Linked DNA regions of Mus musculus: all the other regions are linked to region 2. A link is a loop called in an ENCODE intact Hi-C map of the cell type or tissue named here. Cell type or tissue: heart. All regions are shown on one strand.

Region 1 (8,000 bases), 420 kb before region 2:
GGGGCCCCCTGATCTGTGCAGGGACGGGGGTGGGAATGTAAGCAGATCTCTGAAGAAACCACTTGGCTCAGCAATTTTCGAGCTTGTTGTAATTGGCCTAGCCTAAAAGAATTCGTCAAGCTGTACCTAGGCCAAGGAAAATGCAAACGCTTCCCTGAAACAGAGGCATTTGGAGTGGAAGAGAATAAAGAGCTCTTCGGCAAACCAGGCAGACAGACAAGCAAAGTGGACAGGAAAGCGGGGGAGCAGGGAGGTTGCATATGGACCATTTTCTCACTTGGCACATCAGTGGATCTGACCACGCCATGCAGGGAAAGCAGATCTATCAAAAGATCTTAGTTAGCTCACTCCTACTGTCCTGAGGCCTATCCTGGTCTGGGTATCCACTGACTGCAAAGTGGCCCTTTCTCTGAACAACTGAGATTAGGGGTCCTTTCTTTCAGTCCCAGGCTAAAAACTAACTGTCTATGACATGACAGCTGCTGATGCCCAGTATGTCTCACGAGCCTTCCAATCTGACACTTGGCTATTACTTCCTCTTCTTTTCCCAGGTCCTTTATGACTACTGTGAGGACAGGCCTGGTCCCACCAGGTTCCTTTTGTATACAATTACCTTAGCATCGCTCTGAGCACCGTGAGACACTTTGCGGAAGGCATTTTACTAATATTTTTACTCTATTTCTGACACATGTTTGAACACATAGGAGGTGTTCTATCTACACCTGATTGACATCCTGTTGTTGTGATGTATTTGCAGTCCTTGACAACCGGAGGAAGCTCTTAGGAGTGTTTCTCTGTAAAGTGAACTAGTCAGAGAAATGGAGAAACTAAGTCACATGATGACTCTAACTTCCATGTCTCTGCTTAGGTCTTTCTTGCCCTTTCCTTTGCCTGCCATGTGAATCTGTATACTCATCCCATCATCTCTTGATACCATCCATGTCGCTTTGGAAAAGTCTTTTCTATCCAGTACCTCTCTGGGACTTCACTTCCCATCACCATCCCTCTAAATTTCCCTCTCTTGTCCCAGTTTCCTGTCTTTTCCTCCACCCTCCAATTTCAGCTTTTCCCTCCTTTCTTTGGTCAGAGTGTTCTTTCTCTTGCCTGCCTCCTTCATGAGCTGTGCACCTCTCCAAATCTCTACAGCTCCTTTACAGCATATATCATGCAAGGGGCTCCAAAGCTCCCTTATATTCCTGCCTCCCTCGTTCCTAGCAACCTAGTCACCCTTCTTTATTTATCTTGTTTCTATTTTTCTATATTTCCTGCCTGCATTATAAAACTTATCAATATCACAAAATGGGGCAGAGCAGGGTAAACTAGCAATGTCACCGGGGTGGGGCATTCAACCCTGAATGACTAAGAAATGCCAATGTGGGGCCACTCTGAGGGTTCTGTTTTCTTCTCCCTTGTTTCCATGACTTGCTGACACATACTATGTGCAAGTGACTATTCCTTAGCCCCAGGAGCATGCTCAGTAACCAAATGGCTCCCTGAGGCTGCCTGCAGAGATTGTCAGCCTCTCACCTGAAGAAGTCACGGAAGGGTTTCAGTCATGGGTAGCTTGCAAATGGAGTAGAGTCTCAGCATCTCTTTAAAATCTGAGCTGCTTCTTGTGTCGTTTACTCAGAGAGCAGAAGTATACGTTTTTCTCAATGATTCCCACCAAACTGAAGGTCAGTAGCCTTATTTAAGAGGCCTTATAGTCTTTACCTGAGTGGGTAAGTTAGTCTTTTAGAGAAAGCCAGGAAAAGAAATGAAGCACACTTAGGAGTTAGACGGCTGTCGGATTAGACCATGAGGTCCCTTAGCAGGAGATGAAATGCTGTGTAGGTAGGCCACATGTTTGTTGTTTGTAGTTTCTCCTATGATCCATATATATATATATATATATCAACCAAAGATTATGAATTAGAAGGATTCTCAAACATCACTTCGATCTGGCTGGCCTCAATGGATGGTCTTCTCTTTGACCAAAATCAGAGACTCCCTAGCCTTTTCTAGATAAGAAGTGACTTCTAATTCCTACTGAATTATAGGCTTATCAATAGTGCAGAATTTGTTTTTTGAGATGGGATCTCTTGTAACCCTGCCTTCTCTACCTTCCAAATGCAAGGACTATAAACATGTATTGCCATGTCTCTTAGAACACTGTTCTTTGAGTAAGTCAAAAGGCATTCTGTTTGGACTTTTTGTCTGGAATATATGACCCCATTCTATCCCCTAAAGCTCGGCAGAACAAATATCATTTACTTTCCACTTGATAACCCCTTGGATATTTGAAAACATTAATGATAAATTTAGGTCTTTATCTAAGCAGCTCCATTTTAAAAATTTCCCATGGCCTGGTTTCACATCTCTTGGCAATTATGGTTTCTGCACATCCTTGGTCCACCCCACTTTGCCTGGTGGGGTCTAAAGCAGAAATGCATGCTCTGAATAACTCTGAGGGAACAAGACCCAACTCTGTTCCCTCATTCAATTCCTTGCTTCTCACCACTGAGTAGTCATTACTTACATGCTCAGTATACCAGTGCTACATTGTGAGCAGTGTTTGTGGACTCTGATGGAAACTCTGTAGCAGAGTGAGACTAACCCTTCAAGTCTTTGCAACTCTCTTACAGTTCTTTGACCTCTCTCTCTCTCTCTCTCTCTCTCTCTCTCTCTCTCTCTCTCTCTCTCAGAAACAGTCTTAGTTGGGCTGGTCTTGAACTTGCTACATAGTTGAGGATGGGCTTGAACTCCAAATCCTCCTGCCTTCACCATCTGCACTCTAGAATTACAGGCCTGCACTTCAGTGCCCACCTTTGAATCTTTTGTTGTTTACGTTTGGTTGGTTGGCTTGGCTTGATGTGAGTTTATAACAGAACTGAAGCACACTGTCAGAGTCATTTAACTCTTGCTCAACCCAAGGACCCAGGACAGGTCTGAGAAATAGTGATTGACCCACTATGATCAATAATCATACCATTAACTGGGTTTTCTTCTTCATTATCATTACCACTGGCATCTTAATATCATAAGCTTCTTTTACTTGGGTTGCTATTGCTATTTGGAAACTAATCCTGTAGTGTCCATAAAAGAGCCCTTGAAGTAACCATAGTTCTTAAGAAATATAATGTTACCATCCATCTTATACCAAGTCCAACTTTGCCTTTTCTTTCTTTGGATAAACAGTCTTATAGAGCGTTGGCTGGTCTTGAACTTGCTACATGGTCGAGGATGGGCTTGAACTCTGAACCCTCCTGCCTTCACCATCTGCATTCTAGAGTTACAGGCCTGCATTACCATGCCCATCTTTAAGTCTTTTGTTGCTGTTTTTGTTGGGTTGGTTGGTTGAACACCCATGTGGTTCAGTACAGTGCTGCCCCCAGCACTGCAGGAAGGTAGTAGAATTGAAGAGAGATGAGTGAACCTCGGCTTATGATTTTGTCTGCCGAGTAAATAGGAAGTGTTTTATGTTGATTCCTTGCGAAAGCCCCACTCCCCAGGATTGCTAGATGAGACCATGTGGTAGTATGCCATGTGAAATGGGCTCTAAGCTTTCAGAGATTTCGATTTGATCACAGGCTGGTCCATTAACCATTCCGACCTCAGTTTCTTTATCACCAAAATAGGGCTTTTCTAATCTCACAGTCAAGGTTTCCCAACTGGTCTGATGGTGAAAGGAGATTGTATCACAAGGAGGGTGGCTACCTAGCATCAGCACCAAATCACTGTCATCAACTTGGAAGATCTCCTTGGTCATTTACCCTTCACTAACTGGTAAATAAAGAGCTTCCAGCTGGTCCTATGGGTCCCCTTCCCCATTTGACATAATGATGAATTGAATTCTTGCCTGCAGGAGCAGGCTGCTGCCTTTCTCTGCATCTTGCTAAACACACTATTTTCACATTGCAGGGTGGGGGGGGCCAATCCCTGTTTCAGAGGGTGAAGCTCGCTGCCCTGCCCTGAGGTTGAACTCAGCTTCTCTTCCCTCATCCCCAGAGGTGGAGCACAGTCTGGGTGTCCTGGGCGGGAGGTCAGGAAAATCAGTCCCGATGTTCCCTTCACCCTTGGTTTGACTGATAGCACCAAAAGCACCACTTGTTAAGTCTCTGCAGAAGAGAATTATCGATTTCTTACTTTCTACCTGCCTGCTGGGCAGGTTAGAATGGATGAGATTGCATCTCTGTGGAGGAGGATGCTATTTGGATATGCAGTTTGCATTCATCACAGTGGGCGACAGAAAGCAGCCAAGGTCCCTGGGACACCATAGGCCAGGAGAGTCCAGGAAACTGGACCATTATGCTTATTCTCAGACTTCAGAGACCGTGCCTGTCTCTCCAGAACGGCCATGTGTGACTGAGTGCCTGCGTGACATTTTTTTTTAACCAGTCCAAACTGGACACACAGCAGCAGCAAATGATCGCCAATCACCATGTGCATATATAGTATTAGCCCTGTAAGCTTATTGTCTTCTCAGACTACGTTCACCTGCACTCTGGGTCTTCCAGGTCCTAAGAACGCTGGATATCCAAAGGATTTCCCTGGTTAATTTCAGAGGACCTCAGCCCTGCAAATCACACAGAGGCTGTTGCTCACAGAAGGACACAGTGTACTCTGTGTCTTTCGATGCACTCCCCTCCTCCCACCCCAAGGCACCAACCCAAACCTAGTGCTGGCCTGTCGTGCTCAGCATCTCCCACTAGGGGGAGCCCCCGGAGGGCAGCTGGGGCTGAGCAATTTGGGAAGCGCTGAAGTTTTCTGCTCCTGTCCTGTACTGGTTTTCACTAAGCCAACTGTGAGATTTCTTTGTTGCAATATTGGGGTCTGAGATAACACTGCTGGAGGCTGGAGGCAAGAAACATAGCCGAAACCATCTTTTAGTGTGTGCTGTTATTTACTAGCGCTGTGAACCAAGGAAGCGAAAAAACAAAGAGCCCGAAGACTGCACAGTTCCAGCTTGTAGGCCCTGGAGACAGTCTGGAGTCCTCAGACGGACAGAAAGAAGACATCAGAAGGGCAACCTGTGGTGCCTGTGGCTGCTGAGTACAGGTGAGAGCCTGAGGGAGGATGGCCAGGGGGCTCATGGGTAAAGAGGCACAGGAGACCCCCGGACATGGGAAAATGGATAGACCAAAATGAGAGTGGTCAGTAGAGGTTAAGGGGGAAAGCACTGACTGGGAACATCATCAAGGAAGAAAGGAGGGCAAGGAGTGAGCTTGCAGAAAGGACAAAAGAAAGAAACAAGGTTGCTGTATGAGAGAGGCAGAGCTTGAGAATAGAATCTGAATCGAGTCTGAAGTTGGTTCCAACTAGGCTGCTTAAGAAACTTGGCAAGAAACAAGTGTGCGGAGAGATTGACATCGAAGGTCCACTTGCTTAAGGAAGTTCAGCGTGAGCAAATGTGGCTCACAGTCAATCGACCTAATCATTTCAGTTGTGTGTCACAGAGCCACACCTACTCCTACTTTGACCTAAACTGGAAGGAATTCTGGTCTGCAGGCTTTTCCGGGTTCTTTCACTTCTGAACCAACGCTTCCCACTTTCCCTTTCTTCCTTTGGGTTTTCCACAGCCCCTCTAGGGAGTGGACCGGCAGTCAGAAATTCTGTGTTCTGGTCTAGAACTTGCCATTTATCGGTGGGATTAGCTTAAGCGAGGAAACCCCGGAGTTTCCTTTTCCTTTGTCTAAAAAGGGAGATAATAATATATTACTGACAAGCCTTACAGGATTGTTCCAAAGACTGAATAAGTAAGAGGATGCGAAGAAATGCTCTTAATAGATTATAATTGCTAGCTAAATAAAAGTTGGCATTAATAATAATTAATCAGTTAATAGAGCCTTGCTACTCTCAGCAGGGAGTTTGCTGAGTCTGGGAGAGAGGAGTATGCATGTAAGTCAACACCCATAACCCAGTCTCCTACTTGTGTACACGTAGCTCCCCAGACTTTTAGAACTAATCTCTTTGATAAATGGAACACTTCATATTCGCTCCCTTTTTTGACAGCATCAAATGCTCTTTTTCTAGCCTCAGCTCGGTTTCTCATGCAGATAAGTGATTGATGCCTGGGGGAGTGAGATGTCTGTGTCCTGGACACAGGAGTCAATGTCATGTCTTGGGCATATGGTGGGACTATTTAGAAGAAGCAAATGACAGGCTGTGATAATAATAATCCCGTCGTAATCTCCCCCCTTCTAGAATGTTCTTTCCAGGTCACTTGTGATTCTTTTTTTTTCACCAAAATGTGTCAGACATAGACTTGGGTCTGTGTCTTGGATCAGGCTAATGGAGGTTGCCTATGAGAACATTAGCTGGCTTTGACACCTGTAGCCATATTCTTTCTGCTTCTCCTCAGCTGTGAGTGTGTCAGATGGGGAAGGCAGAGTAGGCCATTTGTGAAGTGTTTGATATCTCTCCTTCCTCTGTCACCTGGAATTCTCACAAGCCTTCCTCCATGTATCTAAACATACATTTGAAGAGCACCATTGACCCGCAGACATCAATGGTTTGTGACTTGACAAGTGCCCAGCTCTCCTCATGATGCTGCCGCTGGGTTTCTGCTAGTGATTGCCCCACACCTCCCAATTATTTTAAACGTTTGTCCCAGCTGCTAATAAAAGGAAACTTTCTCCTGCGTCTTTTCATCTCTACCAATCAAGTGATAGAGCAAATATTTAGAATGATGCTTAGTTTAAGGCACCTACCTACTCACCTGTAGAAAGTTAATATCCTATCCAAAGGCACAATAGTTGCTATTCTATCCAAAGGCTGTGTTTTTTAAAACCACCAAGCACACACATGCGCATATATATATATATATATATATATATATATATATATATATATACACACACACATATATATACATATACATGTATATATATGCAGATGCACTCACATGCGCATGCATATACAACTATATGTGTGTGCATATATACACATTCCTTCTCCTTCCAAACATATATTCATTCTGCACTTAATGAAAAGTATATATAAATATTAACATAGGACACTCAAGTGCATACTTAATGAAGAATAAGGATATGAATTTCTTCATGGGCAATTTGGCTGTTCTAGAGTCCAGAAGTGATCACAATTCACATGGCTTAAAAAAATCATGGATCAATTTCTGCTCTGTCCATAGTAATGAATATCGATATGTTGCCTCTTCTACACAAACTGTCAGCAATTTCAGATATTTTTAAATGAGTTTTTAAAAATACATTTGCAAAGTCAATTATTTTGAATCTCATCTGAGGCAATTAAAAAACATCCTGACATTTAAGGTGATATTTTTCCCAAGTAAAATAATTATAAATAATACTAATTATGAACAAATCAGTTAGTTACTCGCAGTCTGGTTCAACCTTTAGGTTAATAAACCAATCCATTAGAATTCATCTTGCTCAAAGGACCAATTTGTTTAAAAAATGTAGTGACCTTTTACCACAAGTGTGATTGATATTTTCTTTAACAATATCAGAACTGTCTTTCTCAGGGAAGAGTGTGGTCCAGAGGTAGGTATAGAAAAGTCCTATAGCTTTATGTGTCTCCTGATGGTGGTAAGAATACTGAACATGGTTGAAACCTTCTCATCTCAGATGGGACCTTAAGGAGACATCTGGAGGTCTCACAAAATTCACCACTATTATTCCTCGTGCCAGAAAACAAGTTTAGACATTTTTCTCTACCTTTGATGTTTTGTTCTTGCTAAACACGTATGGCAGAGAGTTACATGTGCGGTTCATGGGTCAAGTCTATTCAACCACATTTTTACTAAAATAAAATTCGGTCTGTGTACATGTTGTCTATCGCTACATTTTCGACCAGAAAGACAGTTCTGGGAAGTCAGTATATCCTGCAACGCTGAATATACTCATTACCAAGCCTTTAAAGATGCTTACAAATCCCAAGGTAGAAGAATGAGAACAGAATAGTTATCTTTGAATAGCTACAACTCCTCTGTGGGCAGCACGTGTGAATTTTCGAAGCCTGCACATCCTACTGAGGCAGGG
Region 2 (8,000 bases):
TTCATGAATATCAGCACCCAAAGCATGTGTGTGGTAAGACAGACAGAATGATCTGGCTTGTGTGGTATCTGTTCTTATAGGGACCACACTTGTTTAGAAAAACTCCCTGGAGGAGCTAAGAAGGAAAGAGGTTCCACTGGGGCAATGAGAAGTGTGTGCTTTGGAGAATTTGGAGACTTTTGACCACGACAGGAGACACAGAAGGAGAAAAGCATAGAACACACTGGGCAAATAAGAAGCATTAACCACAGCAGGCTGTTGGGATCAAGCAATGCCCTGCCCTAGACTGCTCCATGTTATTTGAAACAATCATTTTCCAGGCTGATCCCTGACCTGAGAGACTCCATGTTGTGGGTAGCTTCTGACTTCATTTGAGGGGCATGGATAACTGCAGCCTGGAAATAGAGAAGGATCCACCTTGAAACCTCACCAAGGAGAAATGGAATCATGGGAGAAACAAGGAAGCTCCTGAAGACTGAACTCTGGTGATAAGAGAGTGCGGACCTGGATTTAACATTGTTGGAGTCTGTTTTCTGTTACTAGAGCAGAGTTACCTGAGGCTGGGTGGCTTATGAAGAATACAGACTTGCTTTGACATAGAGTTCTAGAGCAGGCTAACAGTATCTAGTGAGGGCATCCCAGCACTGCAGAAGTAAAAGAGAAAGCTGCTGGCTTCAGAAGAAACAAAGCGTCACTTAGAGCATGTTATTCTCCAGTAGTTAGGACCACCATCAGTTCTTTAGGCTGTGAATAATACTTACCAGTGAGAAGCTGAACCTGGGACATCAGCCAGCAGGAGGAGGATTCCTCATTCCTACAAAGTTAACCACATGTATGTGGACTTTCTGTCAAAGGAACAATAGTTATATCCCATACAAATAAGTCAAACCCAAGAATAGTGGTTTGAATGAGAATGACCCTCCCCTCCCCCCATAGGGTCATATATTTAAATGCTCGGCCCCTAGTTGGTGGGACTATTTTGGTAAGAATTAGGAGGTGTGGCCTTGTTGGAGGAGGTGTGCCACTGTGGGTGGGTTTTGAGGTTTCCAAAAGCTAAGACCAGCCCTAGTCTCCGTCTCTGTCTATGTCTCTCATTCTCATTTACTGTCTCTCTTTCATTCTCTGTCTCTAGCTCTCTCACTCTCCTGCTCTCTCTCTGTCTCTCTGTCTCTTTGTCTCTCTGTCTCTGTGTGTGTGTGTGTGTGTCTGTCTGTCTGTCTCTCTCACTCTCTTGCTCTCTCTGTATCTCCATCTCTGCCTTCTTGTGGACCAGATGTAAGTTCCCAGCTCCCAGGTACCGCTCTAGCACCATGTTCACAGAAATAAAAATGTGACTAAGACACAAAGTGAGCTATTGTAAGGCTTCCTCTTCACTGCCCACTTCCCATCAATACCGTTGGTGCTGGCTAGTTCTATGCCAACTTGACACATTTTGGAAGAGGGAATGTCGGTTAATAAAATGCCCCAACCAGTTTGAACTGTGGGCAAGCCTGTGGTGCATTTTTTTTGATTGGTGGTTGATATGGAAGGGTTCAGCTCACTCTGGGTAGTGCCACCCCCTAGGCTGGTGGTTCTGGGTGGTGTAAGAAAGCAGAGTGAGCAAGCCATGGGGAGCAAGTCAGTAAGCAGCACTCTTCTATGGCCCCTGCTTCTGTTGCTGCCTTGATTTAGTGCTTGAACTTCTCTCTAGATGATGGACTCCAAGCTATATGTCGAAATAAACCCTCTCCTTCTCAAGTTGCTTTTATCACGGTTATAGAAACCTTACCTAAGACACCATTGCGGATCCCCAATGACAAAGGAGAGCCAAGGAGTTGGAAAGGCTCAGACTGTAGACTTAAGGAAAGGATGTAGCTCTCTGTAAACCAATGATTCTTGTGGACTTTTTAAATGCTCCAGTTCTCTAATGTATGTGGCTTTGAAGCCCCAGTCCCAAAGGAGAAAGTTGGGGTGGGGGTGGCTGATTCAACATTTGGCAGTCCACTGGAGTATGTAACACTTGGCATTTCCTCCCTTCATTATTTAAAGGGCAATTCATTACGTGCAATGGAAACAAATAAAAACTCTATTTCTGACATTTCTAAATCTGAACCCTGAACTCTCCATAAACCTCCCAGTTTCAAAATAATTATTTAAGCAAAGCCCTGGTGTATTCCTTCTGAACCATGGAGGAGCGCTCCTAATGGCTGGTGATGCAATCGCCTCCAGTGTGGAGGCTTGGGTACTGGACTTTTCCTGAAGCATATTAAATGGTCCCCTATGCTGCAGCCATTAAAGGCAATCCTGTCCTCACAGGCCTCAATCAAATTTGCACAGCAATTAGTCCTACCCAGAGTTTGATACATTTCTTAATTATAAAACAACTTTGTACTCCATTGGCCCTTTCAGATGGGCTGTGAGAATGTTAATCACCTCCTCCTGAGACAGCAAAGAGTTTTGGTAGTGGTGTGTGTGTGTGTGTGTGTGTGTGTGTGTGTGTGTGTGTGTGTGTGTGTGTGTGTGTTTGTGTGTGTGTTTAGCTCTACTTAAGGGAGACAAGACACAGAGGAACTAACATTACTGAATACCATACGATGACTTTGGGTCTATGTTGGGCAATTTCCACATGGGCGAATAAACCTGCGGAAATATATGGATCTTTAGAAAAATTAGATTGCCTGACAGAGTACCCACATAGTGATAGATCAGTCTGGTAGGGATTGAGTTTTTATTCTTAGTTACCCTGAGTTGATGACGACTTTTGTTCATTTTTAATTTTGTGTGTTTGTGTGCTTCACATGTGTGCTTGCAGTGTGTATGTGGGGGGGGGGGATCAGAAGTGAACGCACTGCCTTCCTTTATCTCTCTCCACTGTGTGTTTTTGTTTGTTTGTTTGTTTGTTTGTTTGTTTGTTTGTTTTTGAGACAGGGTTTCTCACTGGACCTGGATCCTGCAAGACTTGCAAACAAGCAAGCACAGGGCTCCTCCCCTCCCCGCCCCTGAGAGCTGGGATCTCAGGCAGGCCACCCGGACCCGGGTTTTAGATGCAGTAGGATTCGCATTCAGAGCTTGTTTGTGAGGCAAGTGCTTTTTCAGCTGAGTCCTCTCATCAGTCCCACGTGTGTCTTTTTTCAAAATTCTCATTCAGTGTGAGAATTTTTTTCAGGCAATGTTCAGGTAATGCTAGGTGCGATTAAAAAAAAATTATTGGCTGAGTCCCATCTGCCAGGAGCTAGTTCCTCTAAGGGAGCCTCTAAGCAAGGTGAGACTACCTCAGTCTGAGTGGGTGTTGTTTCAGGCTGGTCCTAGGCTGAACTCTCCAGATAGTCTAAGCTTTCTGCAGCTGCTAGCACTGGCCTCAAGAGCGTGCCAAGCGCTTGCTTCCCCCCTACAACCCCCCACCCCCGCTGGCCTTGACTCCTGCCTGGCCCCACACCCTTTGCACCAATCCCTCCTCCCCCACCTACGTGGTGGGTTTTTTGGTTTTCTTCATTGCAATCTTCCTAAATTGCACATTTCATAAGACCGTCAGGAAAAAGTCAGGAAATGAGGTTTCCAGGAAGAGGGAGGCGGAGAATACAGGGCCGGGTGGGAAGCCGGAGAATAGGAGAGCAGTCTTTCATTATCACGACCTGTTCCACGCACACCCTCTCCCGGTGCCATCCTCGTGCTGGATGCGAGCCATCCTCTGGGCTAATGAGCTAGGCGCGGGAGATAACTAATCCTAATGCAATTACCGCTCGGTGCAGCACTGATAGGTCCACTGTGCTCCCCGCGTGCCCGGCGCCTGAGCCAGGCTGGAGCAGCTGGGCCTCAGCCTCCTGTTGGAGACGTTTTGACAGCTGTATACAGTCCCGGGCCCCCTCCCACGGCCCGCGTCCCGGGAGAGTGATCTTTTCACAGCGAGTCCCCATGAAGCCTGTCGGAGGTGAAATGAAATCTTAGCAGCTTGGGGGAGGGGGGGGAAAGCTGGGTGGTGCGAGCTCAGATGCTATTTCCAGGGCGGTGATGGGAGCAGCAGAGGCTCGAGCCCCTGCTCCCCCTCCATCCCTGCGGGGCCCCGAGGCCTGGCGGGGTGTGCGGGCTGCGGTGACAAATGGCAGTGCAAGCAAGGCCTGGCCCTCTCCTGGTGCAGCCGGCGCGATCGGGGGAGGGGGAGGAGGAACGGGGTGGGGGGAATGGTTTGCAGCACACTTGTTCCTTTGTTTAGCGGGACCACGTGCTCTGTTTGCACAGCAGCATGTGGTACCCCAGGAGGAAATCAAACCAGCGTTGAAAGTTCAAGGAACAGCCAAGCTCTGCTGGGAAGTGGCGGGGCCAGGGCTGGGATGGAGCAATGGAGCGGGTGGCCTGTGGACTCCCTCCCTGAGAGTCAGAAGGAGGGGGACTCCAGTCCAGAGCTGTTTGGGAGAAAGAGGACTGCTGGACTTTTTGGCAACGAAGGCACACAAGAGGACTTTCTGGGACCAGCCACCCTCTCTGACAGGCGTAGTGGGATGGCAATCTTCTGTTTGAAAGGTTTTTGAGTTGATATAGGTGTCTCCCAACCCAGATTTCATGACACTTGCAAAAAAAAAAAAAAAAAAAACCTGCCATGTCCACGTGCCTTTCCCTCTACAGCTAGAATGGGAGAGAGAGAAGGGAAACCATTGACACAGCGTCTGCTCTGCCTCAAAGCTAGATGGGACAACTCCCACCATGCACAGAGTGACACTCAGGAAAAAGTCGCCATTTTTCTTCCAGGAAAATCTCTCCTCCCCGCCCCCCTCTCTCCTCCCTCCCCGTTGGTTAAACAAATGCAAAAATAAGCGATGCAAAATGTCTGCCATAAAAAGGAGTTTTCTCCCTAAATCCAATTTCCCAATTATATCCATAGCTCAGCATTTCAGCCATCGCTGCGTTTTCTTTCCTATCTAGACATATTCATGAGATTTATCAATACACAAATCTTCATATTTCATAGAACGTTATCAGACATCCATTCACTTTAGTCACGTGTCTCCCAAATGAAACTCCCAAATAGACCTGGATCCTGGTTCTTTTACATAGCTGCTTGGTATGTCGGCATTTCTTGTATGAATGGTATTGAATCATCAGATGTTTGCCGTTTTTTGCTTACGAAGACAATGCTAAACCTAAAGACTTGGATTTGTGTTGCAGTCTGGGACAGGATTATTTAAGAATGAATTCCTAAAATTAACACTTAAAAAACAGTGTTGGGTTAAAGAGAAGGCACATTTTAAATTTCAATAGACTTGGCTAAATCTCTAAACAAAAACAAAAACAAAAAAAAAAACTGACACCAATTTGCAATACATTCAAGAATGCTAGCTGTTTATGTTATGTGTATGATGGTGTACGAATACCTGACTACTTCTGCACACAGACCACCAGAGTGTTTACGGAGCGACCAGGAGAAAATCTGATGAGGTACCTGTCCATCTGTCTGTTTCAATTTTGTTTATTTGTTTGCTTTGAAACAGGTCTTGTACAGCCCAGGCTGGCCTGGAACTCATTATCCATCCACAGCCTCCCAAGTGTTTGTGGTCCAGGTATACGCCGCCCACACCCTAGAAAACCCAACGTCTTCAGTAACAACATCTAAGTGTGTTTAATGTTCACTTGTTTTTATTCTGAAATTTATTAAACCATTTTCCATAGGTTTGTTCATCTAGTCTTACTGATTTGAAGAGATTTCTTCTATAATTTGTGAAGGTTTTTTATTTCTCAGCTTATCTTCTTTTAATTATGAAATGCCTAACATTGTCAAAGTTGGGAGGGAGTCTTTGTGTTTATAACTTTGAGGTTTCAGGCCGCACTTAGAAAAAACATTCTCAGATTCCTAAAAAATTAAAAGAACACGCTATATTTATTTTCTTTTTAACACTCTTGTGATTGTTTTCATTTTATTTTACAGTTCTTTATCAAGTAACAAGAGCTAGATGCCTTTTTAGAACTTGGAGATACATGTGTGTGTATATATGTTTGTGTGTGTGTGTACATATGTGTGTGTGTGTCTGTGTGTTTAGAGCTAGAAGAGACATGACTGAATACGTAATTACAACATTCAAAACACTGTGAGGAATTAGTGGAAGATAACAGACTATCTGCTAAGGAGAGTGGTCATAAGAGGTGAGATTTCAACAAAGCTCTGAAGGATGAAAAAGATCATTCCAGATTACAGAGTCACATATGCAAAATCCCTGAGGTGGGAGCCCATGTAGAGGGTTAGAGGAATTTACAGGAGGCCAGTGGGAGAGAAGAGAGATGAGCCAGGGAGTGAGTCAGAAGATAAAGAACTTTGCAGATAAAACTTCAAAGGACCACATCAGCAGGCACCATGGACGCCTGGGCAGTGAGCAACTGTTTCTAAGTGCAAAGGGAAGCTGCTAGATCTGCCAAGTGGTAGAAAACTGCAGTTGGATCGTTTATTTATTCATATTTGATGCTGCAGATTAAACCCAGGGTCTCAAGCATGCAGTCCACGTGCTATACTACCAACTACACCCTTGGAGTCCACTTTCTTTATATTTTTAATTCTTTTTAATTCTAATAAACTTCAGTCATTTTCACTCCATTCCTCTTTCTCATTCTCTTACCTCTCCCACTAAAATACTTTTGAAGCAAGTCTCCAAAAGTAAATTCTTAATAAATTCACACTCCATCCAAGTATCGCAAACTGCAAGGTTTTCCACCATGTCTGCCACCTGGTCCTGCACACAATGGCCAGTCCTTCCTGAGGTGAGGAAGTTGTGCAACAGCAGCTCAGCCTTCTCACAACCCTGACTAGCTCGCTTCTCTTGCTCACATAGCTGACCCATATAGCATTCATGCAACAGCAGAAAGCCTTTCTAATATTGAACAAAACTCTTGAGTTGTCCCCCTTCAGTGTTTTCTGACCCTTCAGGTACTTCCTACATGAAGAGGCTTTTGATCTCTTCAGCAGCCCACCAGTCTTCCCAAATACATCCTCCTCTCCCTCCTCTTCTCCTCCCTCCTCCTCCTCTTTTTCCTCCTCCTCCTCATTGTTCTCCTCTTCCTCCTCTTCCTCCTCATCTTCCACAATGTCACTGTTGGTATTTGAATTAAGAAATGTTCCTCCAAAGACTCATAATTGAAATACTGGTCCTCAGTGCAGCAGCGCTCAGAGATGAAACCTTGAAATAGGATAATGAGAGCTCTGATCTAACATGTGTCTCTGAATGGACCATCAGGAGAACAAAAGTAGGACGTACATCACAATATGCCTTTAAAGAGAACATCTTGTCTTCAGTCTCTCCCTCTCCCTCCACAATATTCAACTTTGCTTCAGGCCCATAACAATAAAGTCAGGCTGTCATAAGCAGAAGCCACTGGAACTGTGACCCACAGTAAGACTTCTCTTTATTTGTCTCTGATGTCTTGTCACACTAAGACAAGCAGCTGAAAACTTGCTGCACAGATCAGGTTCAGACAGCCAGAGCCAGCTTACCCCACCCACGTTCTGATCACTACTGTTTCTTTTCCCTGGCTGAACACGGCATCCATGTCTACATCCTCTGGACGTTTGGAAAGTAGAAGAACTCACGACCATTTCTTGGACTCCACCAGTACCACGGGTGAGGAGAGCAGTGAGACTTTGGGGTCTTCTGCCTTGTTGATAGTTCCTTATAGGCAACCTTCTTGGTGATTAAAGACAGTAGTGAAACCATTAAGAGCTGCTTTCTTATCCCTGTGGAGGAGTCTGTGGTTCCAACAGTGCCTCTTGGTTCCTGTCCATCCACACTGGCAGAGAAGAATCCCTCGGGCAATTCCACAGCATTCTCTCTTTTTAAAAGCTTTTATTGCATTTTTACTTACACACGTAGTGTGTGTGAGGGGGGGTATTGGGAAAGCACCCACATGTGTGTACTTGTGCACCTTGACCCACTCAGAACAATTTGCAGGAGTTAGTTTTCTCCTCCCATTAAGTAGGTCACAGGGAGTGAAACCAGGTCAAGGTTGGCAGTAGGCACATTACCCCTGAGGTATCCCATAAGCCC
Region 3 (8,000 bases), 430 kb before region 2:
TCTTTAACAACAATGAAGCTCTTTGCTTGTAGTATAAAGTATTTCTTTTAAACCTTTTTATTTGTTCTTATTTTTTTTCATTTTCAACCACCTAACAGTTTATACTTTTTCTGTACTATCTGAGATCAGCTGGTAGGCACTGCTAAATAGGAAATGGTCATTAAAGAGACTACATAAATGCCACATTTTTCTATCTTTTAGAACATTATCACTCAAAGATATTTTGTCCTAAATGTAATTGATTGTAATTAATATTGTCAGGGAGCCTCATATAAGGTGCCACCAAGCCTTGGGGACTGGAGAGATAGCCCAGCAGATAAAACTGCTTACTGCTTTTGCAGAGGACCTGGGCTCAGTTTCCAACACTCATACCAGTTAGCTCAGAATCAATGGTAACTCCACTTTCAGGGGGTCTGATGCCCTTTGACCTCCTCAGGCACTGCATACATGTGGTACACATATATCCACACATGTATGCATACATAGACATAGTAAATAAATAAATAAATAAATAAATAAATAAATAAATAAATAAATAAATAAATAACTTAAAAACCTTCCCAATCCTAGTCAACTGGTCCCAATCATGAAATTACACAGTTTCCTATGTCTCCTGAGGTGGGACAGTGGAGAAACACTGTTATAATCACCCTGGTTGAAACTTCAACTACCGGAATAAATACACGTGGAAAGAAGATTCATTTGGGTGGAAGGGGCTTAAAGAAATCCAAGCTGTTTCTATTTTTGTTGTTTTTAGAGGTGAAGAGGGTTTATTTTGGCTCGTAGTTTCAGGAGAGAGTCATCATAGAGGAAAAGGCAAGGTGACAAACAGAGAAAACACGGAGGCAGGAGCAGACAGACAGACAGACAGGCTGACCACACGTTATCACCACACAGGAAGCACAGAGAAAGAGAGAATGGTACTCTGGTCCTTCATAATCTTTCCATCCCCCTCTTCCTTGATGGGCTCTGAACCACAGATGCAGGGGCGATGTATGCTGCAGAAATATCTACTGGAGCTAGGCTCCCCACGTCCCATTGATTTCTGTATGACCAGTTGTGGTCTGTGTACTAAGTCTTCGTGTGCTACATAAAGAGGTAAAGGAAAAGGTGTTTGTAAGAATGGGCACCTTCTGATGAGACTGCATATGTTTGACAGAGTCCTTCCTTGCCATCTGGATCTCCTAGCTTCCCCCTGAAGAGGAGAGAGAGAAAGAGCCAGCAGATCTTCAGAAGATAATCACCACTAAAACTACGCAGCATTACAAATCTGTGAAACCAAACATGGGTTTAACAGATTGCTACGTGTCAGAGTCATACAGTCCATTAAACTGCGTTTAAATAAAAAAAAATTGATAGCCTTATTTATTTTAAAATTAAATGAAAGAGTGCTATCATGTCAAATTGAATCACTCAGACCTCATTTCTATCGAATAGTCATACTCAATGCAGACTGGAAAACAACCATGCAAAATGGGTCTCAAGCTGACCTTAGTGTCTGTCCTCTTCCAGTCTGCTGGGAATGAGTGGAAACACTCCTCCTTTTCTTTGTTAAGATGGGGAGACCCAGTGTAGAGGCTGTGAACCTGTAGCTTTGAAGGGGCATGGAGAGCCTTGAGGCAGGATCTTGTGCTATCTAGAGTAAGACTGCTACAATTAAAAACATGCTGAGAATGTTAAGCATAGAATATTGATGATATTCTAAAGCAATTATCTTCTACTGGAGGTGCAACTGTGCCCATTCTGATTGTAGCTAGCGATGCGGCTTAGGTGCAGGTTGTAGGAGGCAGTGAGTGAAATAACCCAAATGCTCTTCCAGGTGGCGAGTGGCGAGTGTAACAGATCAAGATTTGAGTGTCATTCCTGTGGAAGACTTCTTTGGGATTCGTAAGGGTCAGGATGCTGATTTAGGGGGGTTACAGTGTGACCAATTCGGGAAGACCAGAAATCATTCACAAATGGAAAATTATCGGAGCAGAAAGGCATTTCAAACATATACAATGGCACAGGACATAAAATAACTCCCACCCATACCCCTCCACATCATGTTTCCTGACCTGACACCCCCTCCCCCGGCCCCCTCCCCCTCCCCCCGACCCCCTCCCCCGGCCCCCGAGGTATTGACTTCTCTCTTCTTCGTACTGTTAACTGTTTCTTTTTGTTTTTTGTTGTTGTTGACTCACACTTTCTGTCATTGAAACACCTATGGTGTGGGCATCCACCACGGCAGCAGGTAGGTCATATGATAGATCCAGAACACATCTACTAGTGAAGCAAAACGTCCAGAAGCTTTGGGGAGCCTTGAATGTTGAACAAATGCATTGAATGTTCCACCAACTTTCTCTAAGCCAGGGAGCTCTTTGCTCTCCACGCTTACATAAACTTTGAACACTGGTTTATATAACACTGGTGCTTAGAGAGCTCCTTGCCTGTGTAAGAAATCCCAACACAAAAGGAAACCAAGTGGAAAAACAAGGAAAATTCCTCTCGTTTACTCACGGTTTCCCCCCAAGCCAACCTACACAGCTGAAGAACATCTTTGCCCCCTACTGCTTTGAGGCTCACGGGGTATTGTGTATTTGAGAAGAAGGGCTCTTTTGTACCCTGTACGTCAGGTACACCCCCACCGCCAGCACTTAGAATCTTCTACTGCATAAGGTTCTTAAATTTGTGATACTATAAAAATGAACAAGAACAGCCAGGGCTATACAGAGAAACCCTGTCTTGAAAAACAAACAAACAAGCAACCCCCCCAAAACAAAAAAAAACAAAAAAGAATGAACAAGAAGGACTAATTTCTCTTCCCTGTGGAACACAGAATATGAGGAATTCTGGGTATTTATGTGGGAAGGGAGCCTTTACACTGCCTTTTCCCACAAAGGATGTATTTGGAGACAAGCTTAGAAGGAGAGAGACATTAAAGTTGCTTCTTTTAGTCTCATTAAAGATGCACCTGTGTTTTCTTTCTTGCTGTGGCTATTCAAAACTGTTGCGTTCTAGACTGCCGCCAGTCACGTTAGGTGGGTGTTTTCCTTGTTATTGTTTTGGTTTTGTTTTTTAGATGTGGATGGAACTTCAGAAACTGAACTTTGGTCATGCCCTGTCTCAGAGTTCAGAGTGGTTTGCACCTTTCAGCTCCGGCTTCTGAAATCAATGTACAATGTTGAATCTTGGATTTTCGTGGCACATTTCCTGAAAGGTTTATCTCTAGGCCCATCTTGTTTTTTTCTTTCCCTGAGAAAGACCCACATGTAACTTTGTACCCCACCGAGGAAATGTGTGGAACGTTAAGAGGCGAGCATGGTCTCCGTGGCCTCCCTTGACAATGGTGCTTACTTGCAAAGGCCGGAAGAACACAATGGTTCCTGCTTCCTCTTGGGTCCTGCCGGGTTTGGTTTTTGCTCTCCTGCGCCACCTGCTGTCAGGAGCACCACAGGCCTGCTTCCCGGCTTGCAGCCCTAGCAAGCCCGGCAGGAGCCAGAGCCAAACCCTTGGTCCCAGCAGATGTTGCTTAGGCTGCCAGGTTTCTGTCCAGACCTTATCTTTGTTGCCTCGTCTGGCTCCTAGCTCAGAATTCCAGTGTCCCCAAATGACTTGCCTTGCAGTCACGCAGACCCTGAGCTCACTGGCCAGAAGGAAGGAGTCTGCCAGTTTGAGGGCTGCTGAAGGGCAATTCTTGCTAGCTTTCTGAATGTGTGGTCAGTGGAAACTTGCTTTAGCAGTGAAAACGCACAAACATTTCTTTTGAAAGGGCAACGGGCATATGACATTTGTCCTTTAATGGACTTTCATCACATCCTCAATTTGTACCAATTGACAGCCCCCACCCCCCACCCCTACCCCCGTCCCAGTTTTCTCAAGTTTGATTTTTGGTTCATTGTGTTGTTTAAACTCTTGGGACTTTCCTGCATCCTCACCAATGAGTTAGTGATTTTAAACAAAGGACCACAGAGAGAAAAGGTTTGCTTTTCTTGCCTTCCGATGGTTCCCTGTTCTAGTCTGATCAGCTCTTGACAATAGGTTCTTACACATTTGTCCCTTAAACATATACTTACACATGTAATATAAGCATGGCATATTGGAGGCTCACCTCAAAACGTCACTGTAATGCCAAGACTCTAGCTGATCAAAATCCTCTAGGTATCATTTTCGAGGTAGGTCTCACTCTGTAGCATAGGCTAACCTCCAACTTATGGTTCTCCCACCTTAGCCTGTAGAGTGTTGGGATTACAGGTGTACCTCTGTGTCTGTCTCAAACTTCATCTAAAAAATTCTTTGCTATTTGTCTATCAAAAGGGAAAGGTGGCCCCGAGATCTCAAATGCTCATTTCCAATTTAATTCCTTAAATAAAGCTGACTTTGTAGAATGGCTGACTTCTGCAGTTACTCTGATAAGCGTGAGGCACATGACCAGCAATTGTTTTTTGAAATTAGAAGGGAAAAAATAAAACTCAGAAATATATGCATAAAAGAGACTTGAGATAAACGCAAGTCAGAACTTCCTGAGAGCAAAGGTTACATGATACTCTTGGGAAAGAGAAGAAGTGAGTGGCTGTGCCAGCAAGAGCCCTCGAGCGAGGGGGCACATTCATTTTGCTCAGTAAGCACTTACTAAATTCCTGCTCTGTGTTAGCACTGGGAGGTGCTGGTGTTAAGTACAGCAACTGACCACTGGGAACATAGAGGACAAGCAGACAATTTCCATATACTTTTTTTAAATGGCTGGGAGAGAGCATGATGTCCAGATAAATACACACATCCAGAGGACTGCAGTGATTGGTTGACCTACAACTGCCTTGATTTGAGAAGTCCTTTCAGCTCTTTTCTAGAATGGGATGCTGACTTATAGATCATGTCATCCAACCTTGATGACTTCAAGAGTCTCTGTTTTCTGCTTCTTGGTTTGCTTGTGTCCTTCACACAACAGCCTTCTGTGTATTAGGAGAGAGAGAGCAAAGCAGGTAATCCTGTTTGTCTGCATCCAAGGAATGTGGTCCTTGAAGCATCTTTGAAGCTGGACACCTAGACCAGGAACTCTCCTTGCAAGTCAACATGACATGGAGAGGAAGGAGGGACCCACAACCAGGCTGCTGCTCAGATGAAGCACATGGTAGCTACTCTGAGTTCCAACAGGTCATTTGGCAGGTAGGAAATTAGAGGCTAAAGGACAGGGAGCCACCTGTAAATCTTGGGGAATAACTCACTTCCATGTTCTAGCCTGTATCTGCTCAGACTAGGAACCTCTGAGGGGTATATCCTCCCTCCCCAAAGAGGCACCTTTAAGACTGGGCAGGATGGTGGTGGTGATGGATCAGCCAGTAAAATGCTTTCCTTGCCAGCTTAAGGGTCTGAGTTCGATTCCCAGGATCCACGTAAAAATGTTGGGTGTGGTGGTAGAGGCTCACAACCTCAACTCGAGGGAGGCAGAAGCAGGACGATCTCCAAAGTTCACTGGCCAGCTTAGCCTAAGGAGAAATCCTGTCTTAAAGGGAGTGGCTTAAATTCCCAAGGATGACTTTGGTCTATGTACACAGCACATCTGCATCCTCATGTGCACATGCACCAATACATATACATATGAAAACACACACACACACACACACACACACACACACACACACACACACACACACACACACACACACACACACAATTTTAAAGAGGCACTTGGCAATAGCAAGCCAGTTAGTAATGGCCTGTTTCGATTGAATACCCTGCCAAATGGATTGGCATTAGAGAGGTGGTGCTTCCAGCCTCCTCGGGGGACGTTATTCAATCTATTCTATGGCAGCTGGTGTCCTTGTTGCCCTGGACCGTGGTCAGAAAAAGAAATAGAGGGAGAAACAAAGATTGTGGAGTGGCTGCAGACCCAAGCCCTCCAGGCCCACTTGCCCAGGGCGGGGCCCAGAGGGTTAGTGCCAGGCTCTGTGTGGCTTCTCCACCCCTTCCCAGGCCCCTCAGAGCATCTGCTGGCTTTCAGAGTTGCAGTCACCCTGAATGGGTCTTTGTGTGTGCCCCAGGAGCTGGCTCAGAGGAGCCCTGTTGAAATGCTTTAGCGATGTCTCCTCAGGACCAGGCGTAACCCGGCATGGTGCCCATCTTGTGAGGGCAGGCCTTTCTGGTGCTGTTCCTTGCTTTCACTCTGAGAGCAAGCCTGACCTGGAGACATATTCTGTACTCCTGAAAATGGATATCATAGGCAGGCTGTGGGGGTGACTGATATTTCTCTCTCTCTCTCTCTCTCTCTCTCTCTCTCTCTCTCTCTCTCTCTCTCTGTCTCTCTCTCTCTCTCCTCCCTCCCTCTCTTCCTTCTTCCCTCCCTCTATCTGTCCTTCTCTCCTTCTCCCCCTTCCCCTCTGTCTCTGCCTCCTTTCCTCTCTCCCTTCCTCCCTCTCTCCCTACCCTGTCTCACTCTGTCTATCTATGTCTGTCTACCCTTCTCCCTCCCTCTCTGTCTGTCTGTCTGTGTCTCTGTGTCTGTCTCTCTGTTCTCCTCTCCTCTCCTCTCCTCTCCTCTCCTCTCCTCTCCTCTCCTCTCCTCTCCTCTCCTCTCCTCTCCTCTCCTCCTCTCCTCTCCTCTCCTCTCCTCTCCTCTCTCTGCTTTCTGCCATCCATACATGGCCATGGTAATATTCACAAGAGGGGCAGAGCCATCTTTGGCTGTTTCAGTGCTGTCCAGGTCCTGTGTTGATAGTTCAGTACTATTCCTTTCACCTTTCTCAGTCATTCTCTGAGATGCACCAATTTTACAGCTTCCACTCTATGGGTGGAGAAGCCAAAGTTTAGACGTGGGTAATCAGAGTACCAGGGAATTCTGAGCGGAAACTTAAAGACAGAATTGGTTGGATATGTGAGTCTCCCGCTTTTTACAGGGTTTGAGGCATCTCTTGCCAGACACACTCTGAGAGATCCCTCTACTCCTGGGTGCTGGGAGCAGCAGAGGCTAAGTGTGAGAACACGTAGACAGGCTTGTGCTCACTTGGGTCCCTTTGTGCTTGCATGGCCATCCCTTGTGCTTTGGGTCATAGTGAGACTCACTGTACATGATAGAAGGAACTACAGACATAGAAGAAAACTCTTGTGGACAACTGCATCATCAGACTTTGACTTAAGAATCTTATTGCTACTAAGTCCAACAAACCAGGGAGCTCAAAAACACAAATGGTACCAAAGACCACAGCTCAGGGCTCTTTCCTCATTGCTGATGATGGTGGTCACTGCCCTGTCACTGCCCACACAGTTTAATGTCCTCTCTTGTAATGTAGTTAGTGAGGGGTCCTTCCAGACACCTGGACCTGAGATTTCCCTGGTCAGACAGGAATCTTCCTTTTGCTTCCTTTTTTCTTAGTAGATTAAAGGAGTGGTTGATGGTGATGTCATCTTCCCCCTGCCTATCTTCTCTTGTATGTGACAGGCCCAGTGCTGGAGAGGTATAAAGCTCTAAGCACAACCTTTTTTTTTTCCATTTTTTATTAGGTATTTAGCTCATTTACATTTCCAATGCTATACCAAAAGTCCCCCATACCCACCCACCCCCTCTCCCCTACCCACCCACTCCCCCTTTTTGGCCCTGGCGTTCCCCTGTACTGGGGCATATAAAGTTTGCGTGTCCAATGGGCCTCTCTTTCCAGTGATGGCCGACTAGGCCATCTTTTGATACATATGCAGCTAGAGTCAAGAGCTCCGGGGTACTGGTTAGTTCATAATGTTTTTCCGCCTATAGAGTTGCAGATCCCTTTAGCTCCTTGGGTAATTTCTCTAGCTCCTCCATTGGGAGCCCTGAAGCACAACCTTTTAAAGGACAAAATCACTGATCATAGCTGAGCCAAATAGGCAGCTGTGAAGGCCTGTGTCTCACAGGAAACCAAAACAGCATCAGAAATTCGAGCAAAAGCGGACATTCTTAGTTAGCTGTGCGCTTTGGTAAGGTGCTGTTGGCCATCTTGAATTTCTTTCCTTTCTTCTCCACTCCCTACTATTTTCTTCTCTTCTGTGGCCCC

What was found. Hi-C counts contacts between places; a loop is a spot of excess contacts. Peaks named below come from ENCODE experiments on the same cell type or tissue, not always from the same donor. Only the 100,000 strongest peaks of a DNase experiment are listed, where the experiment ranks them.
Region 1: it touches region 2 in a loop (2.4-fold over the local background); 4 of 42 quality-filtered maps call a loop at or near these places.
Region 3: it touches region 2 in a loop (2.4-fold over the local background); 4 of 42 quality-filtered maps call a loop at or near these places.

Annotation. Positions count from the first base shown.
Region 1 is chr9:41,470,117-41,478,116 of GRCm38, forward strand. All of the region lies in intron 3 of Mir100hg (Mir100 Mirlet7a-2 Mir125b-1 cluster host gene), which reads left to right. Among named protein-coding and RNA genes, the nearest start is that of Mir100, 57 kb to the right of the region's middle. In heart, no CTCF peak of the experiment used is centred here; DNase peaks (open chromatin) are centred at 4,665 and 5,455; H3K27ac peaks cover 920 bases.
Region 2 is chr9:41,886,751-41,894,750 of GRCm38, forward strand. It overlaps Gm40513 (a long non-coding RNA gene), which reads right to left. Exons shown (of 3, transcript XR_003948132.1): 2 at 762-814. Gm36170 (a long non-coding RNA gene) reads left to right here and starts at 3,512. Exons shown (of 2, transcript XR_379303.2): 1 at 3,512-3,907; 2 at 5,463-5,649. RefSeq lists an enhancer at 2,260-5,763. In heart, a CTCF peak has its summit at 4,072; DNase peaks (open chromatin) are centred at 3,911 and 4,041; H3K4me3 peaks cover 1,460 bases; H3K27ac peaks cover 3,112 bases.
Region 3 is chr9:41,458,505-41,466,504 of GRCm38, forward strand. The region is part of intron 3 of Mir100hg (Mir100 Mirlet7a-2 Mir125b-1 cluster host gene); the gene reads left to right. Among named protein-coding and RNA genes, the nearest start is that of Mir100, 69 kb to the right of the region's middle. In heart, no CTCF peak of the experiment used is centred here; a DNase peak (open chromatin) is centred at 3,517; H3K27ac peaks cover 1,350 bases.